4 separate regions of the Homo sapiens genome follow, and regions 1, 3 and 4 are each linked to region 2. Evidence: chromatin loops called from intact Hi-C (ENCODE). Cell type or tissue: heart right ventricle. All regions are shown on one strand. Region 1 has its middle 27 kb from the start of LINC02885. Region 2 overlaps LARGE1 (LARGE xylosyl- and glucuronyltransferase 1). Region 3 overlaps LARGE1 (LARGE xylosyl- and glucuronyltransferase 1). Region 4 overlaps LARGE1 (LARGE xylosyl- and glucuronyltransferase 1).

What was found. Hi-C counts contacts between places; a loop is a spot of excess contacts. Peaks named below come from ENCODE experiments on the same cell type or tissue, not always from the same donor. Only the 100,000 strongest peaks of a DNase experiment are listed, where the experiment ranks them.
Region 1: a loop joins it to region 2, with 5 times the contacts of the local background. A loop is called at or near these places in 24 of 110 quality-filtered maps.
Region 3: it touches region 2 in a loop (4-fold over the local background); 11 of 110 quality-filtered maps call a loop at or near these places.
Region 4: a loop joins it to region 2, with 2.6 times the contacts of the local background. A loop is called at or near these places in 3 of 110 quality-filtered maps.

Annotation. Positions count from the first base shown.
Region 1 is chr22:35,022,281-35,027,280 of GRCh38, forward strand. No RefSeq gene overlaps it. Among named protein-coding and RNA genes, the nearest start is that of LINC02885, 27 kb to the left of the region's middle. RefSeq lists an enhancer at 1,626-2,216. In heart right ventricle, CTCF peaks have their summits at 1,949 (motif pointing left) and 2,153; a DNase peak (open chromatin) is centred at 1,961; H3K27me3 peaks cover 2,722 bases.
Region 2 is chr22:33,300,253-33,305,252 of GRCh38, forward strand. LARGE1 (LARGE xylosyl- and glucuronyltransferase 1) reads right to left here. Exons shown (of 15, transcript NM_133642.5): 12 at 3,977-4,255. Among named protein-coding and RNA genes, the nearest start is that of MIR4764, 130 kb to the right of the region's middle. RefSeq lists an enhancer at 1-10. In heart right ventricle, a CTCF peak has its summit at 1,952 (motif pointing right); DNase peaks (open chromatin) are centred at 56 and 1,949; H3K4me3 peaks cover 628 bases; H3K27ac peaks cover 873 bases.
Region 3 is chr22:33,465,660-33,470,659 of GRCh38, forward strand. All of the region lies in intron 6 of LARGE1 (LARGE xylosyl- and glucuronyltransferase 1), which reads right to left. Among named protein-coding and RNA genes, the nearest start is that of MIR4764, 31 kb to the left of the region's middle. In heart right ventricle, a CTCF peak has its summit at 2,233; a DNase peak (open chromatin) is centred at 77; H3K27ac peaks cover 811 bases.
Region 4 is chr22:33,491,968-33,496,967 of GRCh38, forward strand. The region is part of intron 6 of LARGE1 (LARGE xylosyl- and glucuronyltransferase 1); the gene reads right to left. Among named protein-coding and RNA genes, the nearest start is that of MIR4764, 58 kb to the left of the region's middle. In heart right ventricle, no CTCF peak of the experiment used is centred here; no DNase peak of the experiment used is centred here; H3K4me3 peaks cover 718 bases; H3K27ac peaks cover 999 bases.

The sequences.
Region 1 (5,000 bases), 1.7 Mb after region 2:
GAGGAGGCGCAGGTTGCAGCTGTAAATAGGGTGGTTGGACTAGATCCCATTGAGAAGGTGGCGTCTGAGCAAAGGCCTGGAGGACATGGAATGAGCCAGCCAGGCAGAGAGGATGAACTAGCCAGTGTAAATGCTCTCAGAAAGGGTATGTTCGGGGCACAGAGGAGGCCAGTGTGGCTAAGTGGAGGGGGCCAGGGGACAGTGGCTGGGGATGAGCTAAGGGAACTGATGGGGCAGACTGTGTAGAGACAGTCCCTCAGCTTTGGCACTATTGACCTTTGGGCTGGATAATTCTTTGTCGTAAGGGCCTGTCTCGTACATTGCAGGACATTGGCCGGCATCCCTGGTCTCTACCCACTCAAAGCCAGTAGCACCCTCCACCCAGTTGTGACAAGCAAAAATATCTCTAGATATTGCCAAGTGTTTCCTGGGGGGCAAAATTGGCCCCAGTGAGATTCGAGGCATGGAGAAGTGAAGTCACTTACCCAAGGTCACTTTGACTCATACCAATCTCATACCATGCTAACCCATAAGGCGGGCCACTGCTCCCGAGTGCAGAGTCCTGAAGTTCTGTGTGAGGGAGCAGCCTGGGTGGAGCTGTCTTCTCTCCACCAGAGCATGCCCACACAGCAAGCATCCTCCAGCCGTGCCTGGTCCTCCTGACCATGTCTGAGCTCTTGTCCCTCCCCTACCCAGCAAACTTACACATCCTTGTTCTCATTTCTGTTCAAGGCAAGGTTCCAGGAAACGGCGGGGCCCTAGAGCATGAGGTAGGCAACCTGCTGAGACCCCCAGTTGCCGACCGAGGCTGGCCTGCTCTTGAACCTGGTTCTGCCTCTTCCCAGCTGTTTGGCCCTGCAAGACAGATGAGGATGTTAATTTAACCTGCAGCACGTGACTGTGGTGAGGCTTAAATGAGAAAACGTTCATGAACCCATCTAGCAAAGCGCCCAGCACTGAGTAGGCTCCTAGATACTGGTTTCTTTCTAACACCTTGTCACAGTTTCCTAGCCCTGCCATAACAAACGACCACAAATTGGGAGGCTTAAACCAGCTTATTTTTATTCTCTCACAGTTCTGGAGGCTAGCAGCCTGAAATTGAGGTGTTGGCAGGGCCACGCTCCCTCTGAAGGATCAGGGAAGGATCTTTCCTTGTCTCTTCCAGTTTTTGGGTTCCCTTGCTCATGGCAGCATCACACCAATCACTGCCCCATCTTCACATGGCATTTTTTTTTTTTTTTGAAACAGAGTCTTGCTCTGTCGCCCAGACTAGAGTGCAATGGTGCAATCTTGGCTCACTGCAACCTCTGCCACCTGGGTTCAAGCAATTCTCCTGCCTCAGCCTCCCAAGTAGCTGGAATTACAGGCGCCTGCCACCATGCCCAGCTAATGTTTTGTATTTTGAGTAGAGACGGGGTTTCACCATGTTGGCCAGGCTGGTCTCAAACTCCTGACCTCAGGTGATCCACCTGCCTCTGCGTCCCAAAATGTTGGGATTATAGGCGTAAGCTACTGCGCCCGGCCCTTGACACAGTATATGTGTCTCTCTGTGTCCCCTCCTCTTATAAGGACACCAGTCATTGAATTTAGGATCTACCCTTCCCCCACCAAGGGAGGCCATGGGCAGGTCTTCCTTTCTCACAGTCTGTGCCTGTGTTTCCCCTCCTGCAAGCATGACCTTCCTGGTCCCCGGGCCCCAGGTGTTCTGGGAATATCCTGGGGCTGACCTCAGGCAGGAGAAAGGAGTTTGCTTCCCTGACATTTTTTATTCTGGATTAACCCAGCGAATCTTTGGGGACTGCGAGGGCACGGACACGGTAGAATCCCAGGTGGAAGAAGGCAAAGTGGGCGGGAGGGGAGAACTTGCATGTTTTAACCTTTTTCCTGCACCCAACCCCGCCATCCGACGCCAAGCTTCCAGTCAAACCTGAGACCACAGCTCCCCCTGGCGGTCAGCGCGAGCCCGCACCGCGGCTCTCCTGTGCTCACGCAGCCCTGCGCGGCGGAGGTGGCTGGAAATGAATTTAGCGTCAGCACAGTTATTTAAATTGTTTTAATTAATCACAGATTGAGCAGTAAATGAACCACTAAGTGGAGAGAGCGCGCGGGAGCAAGCGAGAAAGAGGTGAGGGGAGGAAGGCAGAGCCTAGGTGATGGCTCGAAAAAGCACAGACAGCTTCAGAGTGGGGCAGGAGGAGGGGGTACAGGCACAGGTCGCAGAGCTGTGCCCCCCACTCCTGGTGCCACACGTTGGGGCGGGGGGCATTCCAGCCCCAGTGGGGTTAGAAGGAGCGCAGAGCCTTGGGGCTAGGGCCTGCCTTCTCCCTTGACAAAAACGTTGAAAGGGGCCGGGCGCGGTGGCTCAAGCCTGTAATCCTAGCACTTTGGGAGGCCGAGGGGGGCGGATCACGACGTCAGGAGATCGAGACCATCGTGGCTAACACGGTGAAACCCCGTCTCTACTAAAAATACAAAAAATTAGCCGGACGTGGTGGCAGGCACCTGTAGTCCCAGCTACTCGGGAGGTTGAGGCAGGAGAATGGTGTGAACCCGGGAGGCAGAGCTTGCAGTGAGCCAAGATTGCGCCACTATACTCCAGCCTGGGTGACAGAGCGAGACTCCGTCTCAAAAAAAAAAAAAAAAAAGGTTGGAAGGTTGGCTAAAGAGAAGACAAAGCAGGAAGGGGGAGTAAACTTAGTAAATTTTTTTATTATTATTATACTTTAAGTTCTGGGATGCATGTGCAGAACGTGCAGGTTTGTTACATAGGGATACATGTGCCATGGTTTGCTGCACCCATCAACCTGTCATCTACATTAGGTATTTCTCCTAATGCTGTCCCCCGCCCAGCCCCACTCCCCAACAGGTCCCCAGGTGTGATGTTCCCCTCCCTGTGTCCATGTGTTCTCACTGTTCAGCTCCCACCTATGCGTGAGAACATGCAGTGTTTGGTTTTCTGTTCCTGTGTGAGTTTGCTGAGAATGATGGTTTCCAGCTTCATCCACGTCCCTGCAAAGGACATGAACTCATCCTTTTTTATGACTGCATAGTATACCATGGTGTATATGTGCCACATTTTCTTTATCTAGTCTGTTATTGATGGGCATTTGGGTTGGTTCCAAGTCTTTGCTATCGTGAATAGTGCTGCAATAAACATATGTGTGCATGTGTCTTTATAGAATGGTTTATAATCCTTTAGGTATATACCCAGTAATGGGATTGCTGGGTCAAATGGTATTTCTGGTTCTAGATCCTTGAGGAATCGCCACACTCTTCCACAATGGTTGAACTAATTTACACTCCCACCAACAGTGTAAGAGCATTCCTATTTCTTCACATCCTCTCCAGCATCTGTTGTTTCCTGACTTTTTAATGATCACCATTCTAACTGGCATGAGATGGTGTCTCATTGTGGTTTTGTCTGCATTTCTCTAATGACCAGTGATGATGAGGTTTTTTTCATATGTTTGTTGGCTGCATAAATTTCTTCTTTTGAGAATTGTCTGTTCAAATCCTTTGCCCACTTTTTGATGAGGTTGGTTTTTTTCTTGTAAATTTAAGTTCCTTGTAGATTCTGGATATTAGCCCTTTGTCAGATGGATAGATAGCAGAAATTTTCTCCCATTCTGTAGGTTGTCTGTTCACTCTGATGATAGTTTCTTTTGCTATGCGGAAGCTCTTTAATTAGATCCCATTTGTCAATTTTGGCTTTTGTTGCAATTGCTTTTGGTGTTTTAGTCACAAAGTCTTTGCCAATGCCTATGTCCTGAATGGTATTGCCTAGGTTTTCTTCAAGGGTTTTTATGGTTTTAGGTCTTACATTGAAGTCTTTAATCCATCTTGAGTTAATTTTTTTATAAGGTGTAAGGAAGGGGTCCAGTTTCAGTTTTCTGCATATGGCTAGCCAGTTTTCCCAACACCACTTATTAAATAGGGAATCCTTTCCCCATTGTTTGTTTTTGTCAGGTTTGTCAAAGATCAGATGGTTGTAGATGTGTGGCATTATTTCTAAGGCCTCTGTTCTGTTCCATTGGTCTATATACCTGTTTTGGTACCAGTACCATGCTGTTTTGGTTACTGTAGCCTTGTAATATAGTTTGAAGTCAGGTAGCGTGATGCCTCCAGCTTTGTTCTTTTGCTTAAGGTTGTCTTGGCTATACAGGCTCTTTTTTGGTTCCATATGAAATTTAAAGTAGCTTTTTCTAATTCTGTGAAGAAAGTCATTAGTAGCTTGATGGGGATAGCATTGAATCTATAAATTACTTTGGGGCAGTAAGGCCATTTTCATGATATTGATTCTTCCTAACCATGAGCAGGGAATGTTTTTCCATTTGTTTGTGTCCTCTCTTATTTCCTTGAGCAGTGGTTTGTAGTTCTCCTTGAAGAGGTCCTTCACATCCTTGTAAGTTGTATTCTAGATATTTTATTCTCTTTGTAGCAATTGTGAATGGGAGTTCACTCATGATTTGGCTCTCTATTATTGGTGTATAGGAATGCTTGTGATTTTTGCACATTGATTTTGTATCCTGAGACTTTGCTGAAGTTGCTTATCAGCTTAAGGAGATTTGGGGCTGAGACGATGGGGTTTTCTAAATATACGATTGTGTCATCTGCAAACAGAGACAATTTAACTTCCTCTCTTCCTATTTGAACACCATTTATTTCTTTCTCTTGCCTGATTGCCCTGGCCAGAACTTCCAATACTATCTTGAATAGGAGTGGTGAGAGAGGGCATCCTTGTCTTGTGCCGGTTTTAAAAGGGAATGCTTCGACTTTTGCCCATTCAGTATGATATTGGCTGTGGGTTTGTCATAAATAGCCCTTACTATTTTGAGATACATTCCATCAATACCTAGTTTATTGAGAGTTTTTAGCATGAAGCGTTGTTGAATTTTATCGAAGGCCTTTTCAGAATCTATCGAGATAATCATGTGGTTTTTGTCATTGGTTTTGTTTATGTGATGAATTATATTTATTGATTTGCATATGTTGAACCAGCC
Region 2 (5,000 bases):
ATGGTAGTTACCTTAAAGAGCAGTGTGAAGAACAGAGGTAATGACAGACTGAGTGCAGCTGGCAGGGTTTCTGGCACATGGTAAGGGCTCAGTAACTTGTAACTGTCATCATTCTTAAGTAATTAACAAATGTGTTTTTTTGAGATAGGGTGTTGCCCTGCTGTTCAGGATGGAGTGCAGTGGCACAATCATGGCTCACTCTAGCTTCAGCTGCCTGGGCTCAGGAGATCATCCTGTCTCAACCTCCCAAGTCGCTGAAACAACAGGCATGTTCCACAATGCTCAGCAATTTTTTTTCTTTTTTTTGGAGATGGAGTCTCACTCTGTTGCCAGGCTGGAGTGCAGTGGTGCGATGTCAGCTCACTGCAACCTCTGCCTTCCGGGGTTCAAGCGATTCCCCTGCCTCAGCCTCCCTAGTAGCTGGGACTACAGGCATGCACCACCATGCCCAGCTAATTTATGGTATTTCAGTAGAGATGGGGTTTCACCATGTTGGCCAGGATGGTCTCGATCTTCTGACCTCGTGATTCACCGGCCTCGGCCTCCCAAAGTGCTGGGATTACACGCGTGAGCCACCGCGCCTGGCCAATTTTTGAAATTTTTTGTAGAGATGGGGTCTCACTATATTGCTCAGGCTGGTCTCGAATTCCTGGGTTCAAGCAATTCTCCCACCTCAGCCTCCTAAAATGCTGGGTGACAGGTGTTAGCCACTGCACCTGGCCAATATTAATATCTTGACAGAGCTTGGGTACAGAATTTTATGGGAGATCAGTGCTGAGAAAGTCAGTTTCTAGAAGGGTCTGGGGGCTTCATTGGAGTCCTCAGCTGCCACAGCAAACAGCACCCTTAACCTCAACTCCCACCAGTGATGCTATGGTGTGCACAAGGGGCATCCACTGGTAACGTCTGGGTCAGAAATGAATCCATCTACTCACCAGAAAAAATGTCCCTGAAGCCAAGGGTAAGTTGATATGATTATGTCATATGAAAAGAACAGTGTCTGCTTATTTGGGGCTTCCGAGAGAATGACATTCCTCATTGATTCTCATAAATACTTTGGTGCCTAGGAATTGTCTAGGTCAGAGGTTACACTCTGGTAGTTTGGGGTGGGGGTGTGAGGAGTCAAGGCAGCCTGAAGGCATATTTTGTCGGCCTCAACAGCATTTGAAATGATTTTTTTGCTCCAAATCATCATCTAAAAACAATTTTTAAAAATTAGTTGCCAACATTAAAAAAACATTTTATATGAAAATCCAGATTCCCAACTCCTCTTGAAAAATATGAATACCTAGTAACCTTCCCTGCGTCCATAAAGCAATAATGGCACGATTGTGTGGAGAGACGACTGGCTCCCTGAGACCAGGGCTCTGGTCTCTCTATTGAATTGTACTCAGCATTCTTGGGAAAAGTCTGGGAAGAAAGTAATAAAGTTTTAAAAGCAATTTGCAATATTTCAAAACCCCTGAGGGGAACCACATACCTTCCTGTGATAAGGTAGCTAAGGCCAACTACCACCTCAAGTGACTCTGCATTAAGCAAGTGCTAAGTAGAAGGGCACACTAGCTACCTCACTTCAAGTAGGGTCTGGATTAGCAGTGAACGATGCCTTTAATTAATAAAACATAGAAAGACAAAGAAAAAAAAACTGTTCATACGTATTGCTTTTTAAAACATGATGCCCATGAGGTCAAATAATTAAATAGTCCTTGCACAGGGAGTAGAGACCACAGACTCATACGGGGCCAGCTCACTTTCAATTGGCTGGAGCGAAGAAGAGTCCCAGAGGGGTGGAGGGTGGGCAGGGGTCCAATCCTGAAGCCTCTTTTCTTAGTCTAGGGTGGCACTCACTCCCATCATCTATCTGTTCCCTTGGGAGCCTGTCATCCCGGAAGCTGCCCAAGTTTCAGAATCTGCAGGCATCAGAGGCTGCAAGCCCCGTCTGGCCACATGGGGGCACCCTGGCTCCACACACTGGATTCTAAGACCCAGCAGGCACTGGCACAGGCGCTGGGGCTGGAGGGAGTGCTCCATTTCTGCAGCCTGGTGGGTCAGGGGTTGAGGCTCATGGTGCTGGGTACCACAGCACCTCCCATTCCCGATTCAGGGTCATGCTGCCTAGGGGTCGCTGACCCTACTGTTTTTAACAGAGTCTGGTAGGGACTCCTCCCGCCCCAGGGGAGGGATTAACACTAGGAAACCCGGAGATGTCCCTGGAAGGACACGGACTCAGAAGCTGGAGAGAGAACACAGGCTGCCTGACCTTGCTCCAGACAGCGCAGGGCACGGAGGGTATGCAGGCTAAACCTACGCTTTGGCTTCCCGACAGAAAGTTTAAAGACTCCTAGAAGCTCTTTTCAGAGAGAAAGAGACAGAGGCAGTAAGAGAAAGATACTAAGAGACAGAGAGACGGAGTCAGAAGGAGGGAGGGAGAGCAAGAGAACGAGAGAGAAAGAAATCAGACCTTGCCTGGTTTGCGACAAACAGAAACCCCAGCGCAGCCCAACAACGTGTAGCAGGGTGACGGGCAGACCTGGGGCTGCAGACGCTGGTTCACACCCTGGCGTGAGCTCTCTGGACTTGGACTGTTATTTTGCTTCTCTGGGCCCCACTCTTCCTTCCTGTAGAATGCAGGTAGCTATACCTGCCTCTGGGGTTCGATGTGTAGAACCAATGGGATGATATATGCAAATCACCTCTCATGGTACCTGGATCTAGGCAGGCACTCACTAGGTATTGGCATAATTCATGCTGACCAATGGCAGTAAATAAAGGATTTTTTTAAAATGTCATTGGACCATGATACTGTGTGACTTTAGTTTTCTCATGTGTGAAATGGGACCTTTGGGCCATATGACTTCCATGGCTCCTATCAATCCGAATTGTGTACTATTCTGTAATAAATGCACTCTTCACACAGCCATCTAAGCCTTCCATTAGCCGAGTGCTTTCTCCAGCTGCTGACACCCCGTCCCATGATGTGGGGGGAGCTGGAAAGGGACACTGGAGATTCACAGAAGCAGTTGTCATGGTGCTTATGCACTTGGCTCTGCAGCCAGACTGGCTGTTTCCACCCCAGTTTCCCTTTCCTAGATGAGTAACCCCGGGCCAACGGCTCCTGGTCTCGGTCCCACAGTTCCCCATTTAGAAAAGGAAGGTGATAATACTACCCACGGCAGGGACTTTGGGGGAGGAAATGAGATCCTACCTCTCAAGCACTCAGAACAGTGCCTGGCGCGCAGCAAACACTTCCATAAGCACTAGGCATCATCATCACTTAGATTTGTTTAAAAGACTGGGCAATAATCTTTCTTGGGTTATATGAAGGTTGTCTGGTCCAAAACCAGAAGAAGGAGGGTATGTTTTCTTCTATTTATTATTATTATTTTTTGAGAAGGAGTCTTGCTCTGTCACCAGGCTGGAGTGCAGTGGAGCAATCTCGGCTCACTGCAACCTCCGACTCCCTGGTTCAAGAGATTCTCCTGCCTCAGCTTCCCAAGTAGCTGGGATTACGGGCACATGCCACCAAGCCCAGCTAATTTTTTTGGTATTTTTAGTAGGGGGGGGGTTTCACCATGTTGGCCAGGATGGTCTCGAACTCCTGACCTCGTGATCCACCTGCCTCAGCCTCCCAAAGTGCTAGGATTACAGGCGAGAGCCATCGCGTGCCTGCCTGAGGAGGGTATGTTTTCATAGATGCTACAGAAAAAGCAATAGACTGGCAGACAAAAAGAGATGTTCGCTGGACCAAGCTCTGCCATCAACATTTCCTTCTGCAAACTCAGGTTTCAGTCTGTTCACTGAGAACTCTATTGCTGGGTGGCTGTGGGCAGGTCCCTTCCCCTTTCTGGGTCTCTGCTGCCCCATCTGGAAAAGAAACCTGTTGGACTAGATGATGACCCTAAGGGCCTTTTGGTCCTGGCACTGCATGGCCCTATGTGCCTTCTGGCCTGATGGCCAGGCCCCTGCAGGTCCTTACCTGAGGTACTCATAGAGCCCATACATGGGCAGGAAGTCAATGTCAGACAGGAACATGTAGGGAGTGCTGATGTGCTTCATGGCCACGTTGCGCAGCAGGTTCACGGGGTAGAACTGGCCCTCCTTGTACACGATGTGGTAGCCCACGTTGTGGCGGCTCATAAGCACCTCAGAGCCCTGTGCGTAGCGGAGGAACTGCTGGGCCTCGGCGTCTGACAGGTAGAGGGCCAGGCTGATGGGCCCCTCCCAGTGCTTGCAGATGGCCTCCAGCATCTGGAGCCTGGAAGAGACAGGGAGGGTGAGCCGCGGGACCTGGGCCATCCATGCATCATCCGCCGGGCCTGTTGTGGGGCTCTGCCTCCAGTGACACTTGATCAACCAGCTGTGGATCAAATCCCTGCTTTCAACGTTGACTCACTCAGTTCCTTTACCTATAAAACAGGCATCAAAACACTTACCTTGCTGGTTCTCATCTTTCCCTGCTTCCAACTGAACATGTGATATGAAGTTGTATCCCACTATAAGCCTTGGACTCCTCGTTTCAAAGCCAGGTGGTGAGTATATTAAATGATTTGAAGATCCCCTTCCAGCCCCAAAGTCCTACACTTCTCTCTCCACAAAGGTATAAAAAAGCTCTGCTGATCTCCTAAGGCAGTGACCAGCCAGAGAGGACTTACACAAACTTAGAGGCTGCTAAGTTACAAGGAACGGTAAAATAAACAGTAAACACAAGAGCTACAACAACTATAATTACAGATGTGCTGCAGTGTGCCAGGAGCTTCCCAGAATTCTCTCAATAACCTTGAGCACTAGCTGTCATTCTCCCCATTTTCCTGATGGAGGAACGGACGTGCCGTATGTTCAATCAGCTTGGCCTCTTACACTTAGAGGCCAGACATGTGTAGACAGGTACCCTGATGGGACCTTGGAGTCAGGGAGAAAAAAATAACACTAAAAAAGGGAATAGAAAAATATGTGAATGTTGGAAACAAAAGTCTACCTGGGGTGATGCTGTCTGCATCACT
Region 3 (5,000 bases), 170 kb after region 2:
ACTGTGAAGCCAGCGAGGGAAGGAACTGCATTCTACACTTGTTTGCTTCTCCAGCCCTGGCACAGACAAAGTGCACTGCTGATGTGCCAAGAACATTCCTTAAAAGGCTGAGTGACAGTGACTCCATCCTCCTAGTGTGGCTCACAACAGGAATCTGCGTCTGCCCAAATTCCTCCTCTCTCTCACCAATGGCATCCCTATCATGCTAACTCCAAAATATATCTTGGATCTAGCCACCTCCATCTGCAAATACTGCTGTACCAACTTTCTTACCTGGTGCTAAGTGGTCACCTTTCTTCCATGACGTCTTCTCCCATCCAGTTCCCTACTCGAAAAGTCTAGACATAAAAACCCAAACTTACTGTGGTAGCCTATACGTCCCTACCCAATATGTCCCCGCTCATTTCCATCCTAATTTCATAACACCACCTGTCACTCCCTATACCCCGGCCATGTTGGACTTTCCACCCTTCCAAGACCACCAGCTCTGCCCTGTCTCATGCCCACGCACATGCTGAAATGCTCACCCCAACTCTTGTCATGGTCAGCGCCTTTCTGTGTTTCCAGCTTGAATTTCTCCTCCTTGGAGAAGCCTTACTTCATGTCCCTCTCTCCGAAGTAGCTTTCCCTGCCCTGCCTTACTCTTGTTCTCTCTTTCTTTGTTGCCTTCTAATGCCCATCACTGTTTTTTTTTCTTGCTTTTTCTCTTGCCTCTCTCTCTCTCTCTCTCTCTGTCATACTTGAACACCCAGGCTCTTGTGGGAAGTCTATGACTTATTATTTCTAGGACCTGGTGGGAATATAGTAAGTGCTCAATAAATATTTGTTGAAGGAAAAAAAAAAGGAAGGCTGCATTAAATTTGAAGATATTTCTTAGATGAGCTGTGAATGTTACTTGTCATCCCAGGTATTTCTTTTTTTGTCTAATACCCCTACATAAATCAAACACCCACTATCCCAAGGAAAGAACACTTCTGTTGTAGAAAGGGCAGCAGATAATGAGCCCTGGCCTCATTCACCCCCTCTCTCTCTCTACACACACACACACACACACATACACACACACACTACACACACACACCTTAAGAGTTTGTTATCACCAGGCATGGTGGCTCACGCCTGTAACCCCAGCACTTTGGGAGGCTGAGGAGGATGGATCCCCCAAGGTCAGGAGTTCAAGACCAGCCTGACAAACATGTTGAAATGCAGTCTCTACTAAAAACAAAAAAAATTAGCTGAGCGTGGTGGAGCACGCCTGTAATCCCACCTACTTGGGAAGCTGAGGCAGGAGAGAATCACTTGAATCTGGGAGGTGGAGGTTGCAGTGAGCCAAGATCGTGCCATTGTACTCCAGCCTGGGTAACAAGAGCAAAACTCTCTGAAAAAAAAGAGTCTGTTCTCTCATGTTGATCCTAGTTTTCATTACTTATAAAGGAATGATATTGTTTCAACTGTGTCTTCCATTTTTCCAGAGGCAGGTGTTAATTCCAAGAGTGAGGGCATTCCCTCTTCTCTTTGCCACCCTTCTTTGCTCTCCCACCTCATAGCTGTATCTGAATTTGTACAAATTGTGACCCTCAGCTCGGTGTGCTCAGTGCTGAGACATTTCTCAACAGGAAAGAACAATTCAAAGGAAATGGTGTTGGCTGATAAGGGACCCAGTGATTATTGGCAAAAGTCCTCCAATCTCAAGCTGTTTTCCTAATTAACTAGTCCCTCTTTCCTTAAACTGCTGCATCTTCCAACTTTTTGTGATAGCTAATTCATTAAGAGGCAGAATCCAGAGAGAAGGCCTTTAGACTTTCCTCAAAACGACTCAGTTTAAAAGCAAATAGGTGAAGGATTAACAGAAGGTTCAAGTTTCATTAAGTAGATGTGTTGATGTTACCGGAAAGTAAAGTGCAGAGGGCTGAGTCTTCCATCCTTTGGAATAGAGCATCGCCCATAATGAATTCTGAACAGCATCACTTTCAACCCTGCGATATTTCATTCATTGATTTTACTGTCAAATGAAAAGGCACTGGTTCCAAATGGCATTTAGTGAGACAGATGGGGAGTGACCCAGGCTTCATTACTTGGCTGTTGCTCTCTAATTTTAATGCTACAGGGGTGGAAAGCAACAGAGGCGCTGGCTGCTCCGGCTCTAACATCTGGAATTGCTTTGGTTTTTGTCCATGTTACCAAAACTTGGCTCTTCAGCCCCATCTGTCTTTGGAAATTGGCAGAGCTCAGTCTACCTTAGATGCCAGTGGAGTGCCTGACCAAGCTTCTCTCCTGTCATTCTGAGGCTTTGAGGGGCTCATTTGAGGCTGTGACCTCAATGTTCGGGCAAATCTTGCTAGCTGTGGCAGAAGACGAGCAATCTGAAAGGAATGCAGATCTTGAAGGTAACATCTGGAAGCAACCTGTCATGTTTCCTAGGATGGGGTAATGCTAATCAACAGCGTTGATGAGCGCATGGAACACCAACAGCCTGGTCTCTGTTTTGATCTTGTGACTCTTTGATCAGAGCATTCATTCCTTTGTTGAGGACTCTCCAAATCAATGTCTCTGCACAATTCACCCCTCTCAAGCCTCAGCTGAGTTTTGGCCCCATATCACCAATTCTACCCCAGGCATCTCAACTAGGCTGTCACTCAAAGTTAACATGAAAAAAACCCATTGATCTGGGTGCAGTGATGCCTCTAGTCCCAGTCCCTTGGAAGACTGAGGCAGGAGGATCACTTGAGTTCAGGAATTCAAGGTCAGCCTGGGCAACACAGCAAGCTCCCATCTCCTTTTAAAAACACAAATAAACAAACCCCAACATCTAATTTTTCTATTATAGTCACCATCTTTAGGCAGCACATTCTGGAGTCTCAAATCCCATTACTTATCAACTTCTGATCAATAATTCCTTTGGCAAAAAGGAGGACACAAAATCAAAACATTTATTGAATATTTCCTAGGAACACAAGATCTGCATACATCTATTTTATTTTTCCCAGCGGCTCTCTGAGATACATATATTAATCCCCGTTTGTATGGATTAGGAAACTGAAGTTGACAGTTTAAGCTACTTGTCCTAGGGCACACAGCTAGAATACGGTAGAGCCACGATTCAAATCCAGGTTTGTCTGACTTCAAAGTCCTGTTATTTTCATCACACAAAGCTGCCTCCCCAAAAGTCTCATGGAATCTCCCCCCTATATTCCACAGCAGACTCCCAAATCTCCATCAGTATTTGCCTCCGACTTACACCTTTTCACCAACTTATACCATTGCCAGGTCAATCTTCCTGTAACACCACACTCACCATACCTCGGGAGCTGCAAGTTTCATTAATTAAAAATCACAGAATTAGTCAAAAGGGCTATTATTAAAAAGTAAAAAAATAACAGATGCTGGTGAGGTTCTGGAGAAAAGGGAATGCTTATACACTGCTGGTAGGAATGTAAATTAGTTCAGCCACTGTGGAAAGCAGCTGGGCAATTTCTCAAAGAAATTAGAACTACCATTCAACCCAGCAATCTCATTATTGGGTATATACCCAAAGGAGTAGAAACAGTTCTATCATAAAGACACATGCACACATAGGTTCACTGCAGCACTATTCACAATAGCAAAGGCATGGAATCAACCTAGATGCCCATCAACAGTAGACTGAAAAAAGAAAATATTGTACATACACACCATAGAATACTATGCAGTCATAAAAAAGAACAAGGTCATGTCCTTTGCAGCAATACGGATGGAGCTGGATGCCATTATCGTAAACACACTAACGCAGGAACACAAAATGTTTACCTCCAATAAGTGAAAACCAAACACTGAGTTTACATGAACACAAAGAAGAGAACAGAAAACTAGGCCCACTTGGGTGTGGAGGGTGGGAAGAGAATAAGGATAGAAAAACTATCTATTGCCTGTAATCCCAGCACTTCAGGAGGCCGAGGTGGGTGGATCACTTGAGGTCAGGAGTTCGAGACCAGTCTGGCCAACATGGTGAAACCCCCTCTCTACTAAAAATACAAAAGAAATTAGCTAGGCATGGGGGCATGCACCTGTAATTCCAGCTACTCGAGAGGCTAAGGCAGGGGAATTGCTTGAGCCTGGGAGGTGGAGGTTGCAGTCAGCCAAGATCGCACCACTGCACTCCAGCCTGGGCGACAGAGTGAGACTCCATCTTAAAAACAAAAAACAAAAAACAAAAAACAAAAAACCATCTATTGGGTGCTATGTTTACTCTTTTTTTTTTTTTTTTTTTCTGACACGGAGTCTCGCTCTGTCACCCAGGCTGGAGTGCAGTGGTGCGATCTTGGCTCACTGCAAGCTCCACCTCCCGGGTTCACGCCATTCTCCTGCCTCAGCCTCCCGAGTAGCTGGGACTACAGGCTCCTGCCACCACGCCCGGCTAATTTTTTGTATTTTTTAGTAGAGATGGGGTTTCACCACGTTAGCCAGGATGGTCTTGATCTCCTGACCTTGTGATCCACCCGCCTCAGCCTCACAAAGTGCTGGGATTACAGGCATGAGCCACTGGGCCTGGCCTACTATGTTTACTCTTTGGGTGACAAAATAATCTGTACACCAAACCCTCATGACATGTAATTTACTTATATCACAAACCTACACATGTACCCCTGAAACCAAAATAAAAGTTAAATACATCATGGCATTATTATTGAACTCTAAAAAGGCAGACAAGCCCTCTCTTGCTGTGGCTTCAACCCTAAACTCCTTGGCTTGGCTTCAACCTGCCACACAACTTTCAAGTGAACATTTATGATGTATTTACTCTATTTCAGGTATTGGGAATAATAAACAGGAATGAGCAGTCTTTGCCCTCAAAGATCTTAGAATCTATTCCTTTTGCTCCACGTTCTCCTCTCTGTCAAAACACACCAGTGCATGCTGTCCTGACAAGCCTGGTCTCTTAACTGAAGCCTCTCAGCCCCGTGTGGGCACATGCTCTCCCTCACCTCCCCGGAAGGGCCCCTCATTCCTCTCGTCCATAAGCT
Region 4 (5,000 bases), 190 kb after region 2:
CAAATGGTAAGAAGAGTTTCATGGAATATTTCAAAATAGAAAGATACAAAAGTATCAGTGGCAGTGTTCTGAACAGAGTGGGTGCCAGAATAGTGTTGAATTACTAAATGAGTGATGACAGAAAGAAGAAAAAGCAGGTAGATAAATAGGTAACAGCAAGACTGATGGGGCCTTGTCGGCCACTGGCAGGTGACAGATGAGCCAATGCATCACTGAGGGAGATGCAAGGGAGGCATGGTGACACTCCAAGCTCCCAGATTAAGCCCCTATAGCTGAGAGGCACAAAGAGCAAGAAGCTGGGGCTGCAGGGTCCAAAGTCCATGGCAGGAAGCAGGCCCATCTTGATTCTCTGACGTCTGCTCTGTGCACAACATTGCCAGTGACACTTTTGCGTCTTTCAAGTGAAGGCAAAGGAGTGGGGGGACTACACTGGGTGCAAACCACCTCCTGGGCACCACACTTTCCCTTTACATCTGTGAATCTCCTTTGTCCCCTCAAACCCTTTGAAATGGAAAGTGCTATCTTGATTTTCAGCAGAGGAAACTAAGCCTCTAAGTAACAAACTCCAGTTGCACAGTAAACAGGAAGCAGAGTGGGGACTCCGTGCTGCTGTGTCTGAAGGCACAGGCTGCAAGCTCCGGGAGCTTTGCAAATTCTTTCACTTACACAATTCCTAAGAGCCCTTGAGAACGAATATACAGCCCAAATTAGCCTGCCAATGAGCGAGTGATTTCTTTGAAGTCTCAATTTTTAATCAATTGTGCACATTTTAAATTTTACCTCATAATATGGTTGTGTGCTAACTGAAAACAAAACAAAACAAAACATGTTTTAAATTACTTTCATATGAAAGGACGTCCTGTCCTTGTCCTGGGGGCTTTGAACAGTATCTGATAAAAGCTGAATCTCCACAGGGAGGGAGGAGGGAAATGCGGGCGGCGGGTGGGCAATGCGCACCCTGTTTTGAAAGGCAACATACTCTGCTGTGATGCTTCCTCTCTAACAATCCATTTTCAGGACAAAAGAGAAATTATCAGAGTATCCCATTAAATTCAAAATTGTGTTTAATGCCTGTGTAAGTGAGAAGAGTAGCAGTGCTCTGGCACATAACTCGAGGGTCCTCTTTCAAATTCCTTCCTGCTAAAACCATCTCTATCCAAATGGATAGCTCTACAAGCATGGTGGCCTTTTTTTTTTTTTTTTTTTTTTTTGAGACATAGTCTTGCTCTGTCGCCCAGGCTGGAGTGCAGTGGTGCGATCTCGGCTCGCTGCAACCTTCACCTCCCGGGTTCAAGTGATTCTCCTGCCTCAGCCTCCCTAGCAGCTGGGATTACAGGCGCGCGCCACTATGTCCAGCTAATTTTTGTATTTTTAGTAGAGACGGGGTTTCACCATGTTGGCCAGGCTGGTCTTGAACTCCTGACCTCAGGTGATCCTCCCACCTCGGCCTCCCAAAGTGCTGGGATTACAGGTGTGAGCCACCGTGCCCGGCCTGAGCATGGAATTTTTTAATGTGTCTACATCTGACATTTGTGGAGGTGATAAAATGGTTCAACCTAATGGTGATGACAGCCAAGTCTGAGTGCTGGTCCAAGTACTGGGCAATATGCTTTATTTATGTGGATAGTTCCAAATCAACACCCACCCCCACAACAGCAGCAACCCTATGAAGTAGGCAGTATGATCATACCCATTTTGCAGATGAGGAAACTGCAGACAGAGGGATTGAACCACTTTTCCAAGGTGACCTAGTTGGGATGTCTTGGGGCTGGGATTCACAGCCACACAGCTGCACTCAAGATCCTTTATTTTAAACAATGACTCCAGGTACCCAGCCTCTGTGGTCCACATCTGCATAGTATAGAGCTAATAAATATCAGTGTGCCCAGACTCCTGACATAATTAAGAGACCCTCCAAACCCAGGTGCTGACAAGGGCTCTACATCTTCCAACTGGGTGGCAGTCACAAGACACTTTCTATTTGCAAAGTACGCAGCAGTTGCTCAATCTCTAGTGAAGGCTCTCATTTAAAAGGTGCTACTTTGTGCAAGGCGATGCCCACTCCGTGGCTAACACAGGTCCAAGGACAAATACGAGAAATTAACTTTTAAGCTCTTCAGCACAGATGCCAAGTTTGAACACTAATTTATAGACAGCATTGATGCTCAACAGCTGTATAAAGCTGTGCTGAGAGAAAGCTTTGCATATGGTCTTTGATGAGCTCTGAAGCCAAAAAGCCCTGGCTGTGGATCTGGAATTTTTCCACTTATAGGTTATTGGGTCCTGGGCAATGAATTGAACTGATGTGCCTCAGTTTCCCTACCCATAAAATGGAGATGGCTTGTGTGTGCTGTTGTGAAGATTAACTGAGGACGTTTCCCTTGGTTAAATGCTACTTGACAGCTTACGTAAATGAATAAAGTGACTGAGCTGCTTCTAAAATATAACAAAGATTAATGTATGTGGAAGTGCTCAGTACGGTGTTTAACACAGTTAGTGCTCAAAATGGTAGAAGAAAATGACAATGATTCCATTAAAAGATTAGCTATCATGCCACCATATTCTATTTTAATTGGTTAGATCCATAGCATTGATTCCTCACAAATCTGTATATTTTAAATGGTTCCAAGCTCTTTTCCCACCAATTTTCCCAACTGATATTCACAACTACCCTAACAGGTAGGCAGCTTAACTAATCTTACACTCATTTTGCAGATGAGAAACATGAGGTTCTGTGAGATTAAAGGACTTGCACAAAGCCACTAGGTTACTTGGCATCTCTGTCACAGCTAGGATGAGAAATCTGAGTCTCGTTTTCTCCTTTGCCAGTGCTGTTTCCAAACTGCCTGCAGGTTCTGCAAAATCACAGTGAAGAAAGATAATCGGCTCTCTGGGATCACAGGGCAAATCTGGGAGAGGGCAGGCAACTCTCCTCAAGTCTCTGTCCTCTCTTGGCGCTGCCTCTATGCAGATAACTGCACCCTAGGGCTCAAGGGGAGAGCCACACTCCACTCAGTAATGCTATCCCAGTCTGGAACTGTGGCTGATTTCCTCGTTCCCTCTATTCTCTCCCTGCAATTCATCAGCAAGGCCCACGTGAACATGATTCCACTGCCTAACACTCTCTTCCCCACCCACACCCCCACCCCCCGGACACACAGAGGCCTCCTTTCTCTCCATCAAACATCACAGGCTCTCTCCTTTGCATCTGCCTTCCCTCTGCTTAGAACACTTCCACAGCATCTTCTCTTGGCGGAAGCTTCTCATCCTTTGAACTTTCCTTTGAGTCTCCATCGTGTTGCAGTCTTACATCTTTCATAGCACTGACCGCTATCTGAATTGTCTTGCTTATTTACGCTCTCCCAAGCCCTTGACTGCCTTGGTCGCCTTATGCAGTGCATGCTATATAGTGTAAAAACAAGTTTTCCATCCCCTGTAGCACTTGCCCAGGACAGAGCAAAACTAAAGTTTGGCTGGGCGTGGTGGCTCACACCTGTAATCCCAGCACTTTGGGAGGCCCAGGCGGGCTGATCACAAGGTCAGGAGTTCGAGACCAGCCTGACAGACATGGTGAAATCCTGTCTCTACTAAAAATACAAAAATTAGCTGGGCGTGGTGGCATGTGCCTGTAATCCCAGCTACTCGGGAGGCTGAGGCAGGAGAATTGCTTGAACCTGGGAGGCGGAGGTTGCAGTGAGCCGAGATCACACCACTGCACTCCAGCCTGAGTCAGAGTGAGACTCTGTCTCAAAAACGAAACAAAACAGAACAAAACAAAAAAACTAAAGTTTGTATTTCAATGCTACTGCTTTGAAACAGCTGAAGCCATAAAGGGGTCATGATCACGGTAGACTCTAACTGGATCTGCTGTGGTCTGAGGGTCTGTGTTCCTCCAAACTCCTATGTTGAAATCTAGTCCTCAGTGTGGTGGTATTAGGAAGTGGTACCTCTGTGAGTGTATTAGTCAGGATTCTCTAGAGGGACAGAACTAATAGGATAGATGCTTCTATAAAGGGAAGTTATTAAGGAGTACTGACTCACACAATCACAAGTTGAGGTCCCACAATAGGCCATCTATAAGCTGAGGTGCAAGGAAGCCAGTCCGAGTCCCAAAGCTGAAGAACTTGGAGTCCAATGTTGGAGGGCAGGAAGCATCCAGCATAGGAGAAAGATGGAGGCCAGAAGACTAAACTAGTCTAGTCTTTCCACGTTCTTCTGCCTGCTTTTATTCCGGCCGTGCTGGCAGCTGATTAGATTGTCCCCACCCAGATTGAGGGTGGGTCTGTCTTTCCTAGTCCACTGACTCAAATGTTAATCTCCTTTGGCAACACCCTCATAGACACACCCAGGAACAACACTTTCCATTCTTCAATCCAATCAAGTTGACACTCAATCTTAACCATCACGGTGAGTGATAATATCATGAGGGCGAAGTCCTCATTAGTGAGATTAATGCCCTTATAAAAGAGGCACAGAGAGCTACCCTGCCTCTTCTACCAAGTAAGGACACAGCAAGAAGGGTAATCCAAGAACCAGGAAAAGGGCAATCACCAAGACACCAAGCTGAGTCTGCCAGCAACTTGAACTTCCCAGCCTCCAGAACTGTGAGAAATAAATTTCTGTTTATGACCCGTTCTGTTTACGCTATGTTGTTAGCAGCCTGAATGGACCACGACAGGACTAAAGAAACACTCTTCTTTTCCGGCCAATGAACTACGCTATCGTTTTCAACAACTTTGTACAAATCTATGAACTCATTAGGTCCTGCCCAGAAAACAGTTTTCAGACTCTATCTCTCATTCCACCTCTTTTATCCCACTTCTGCACTTAAAAACTCCTAATTTTTCTCTTTGTGATGCACTCAGTAAATTTTTACATGGGCATCTGTTCTCTTGCCTATCAGGAAGTAAATAATAAATTCAACATTGTTTGGTTTATCTTTTTCATTTTATTTTTGCTTTCTGTTTATTTTTGTTTGGGATCTTGTTCATAAAAATAGG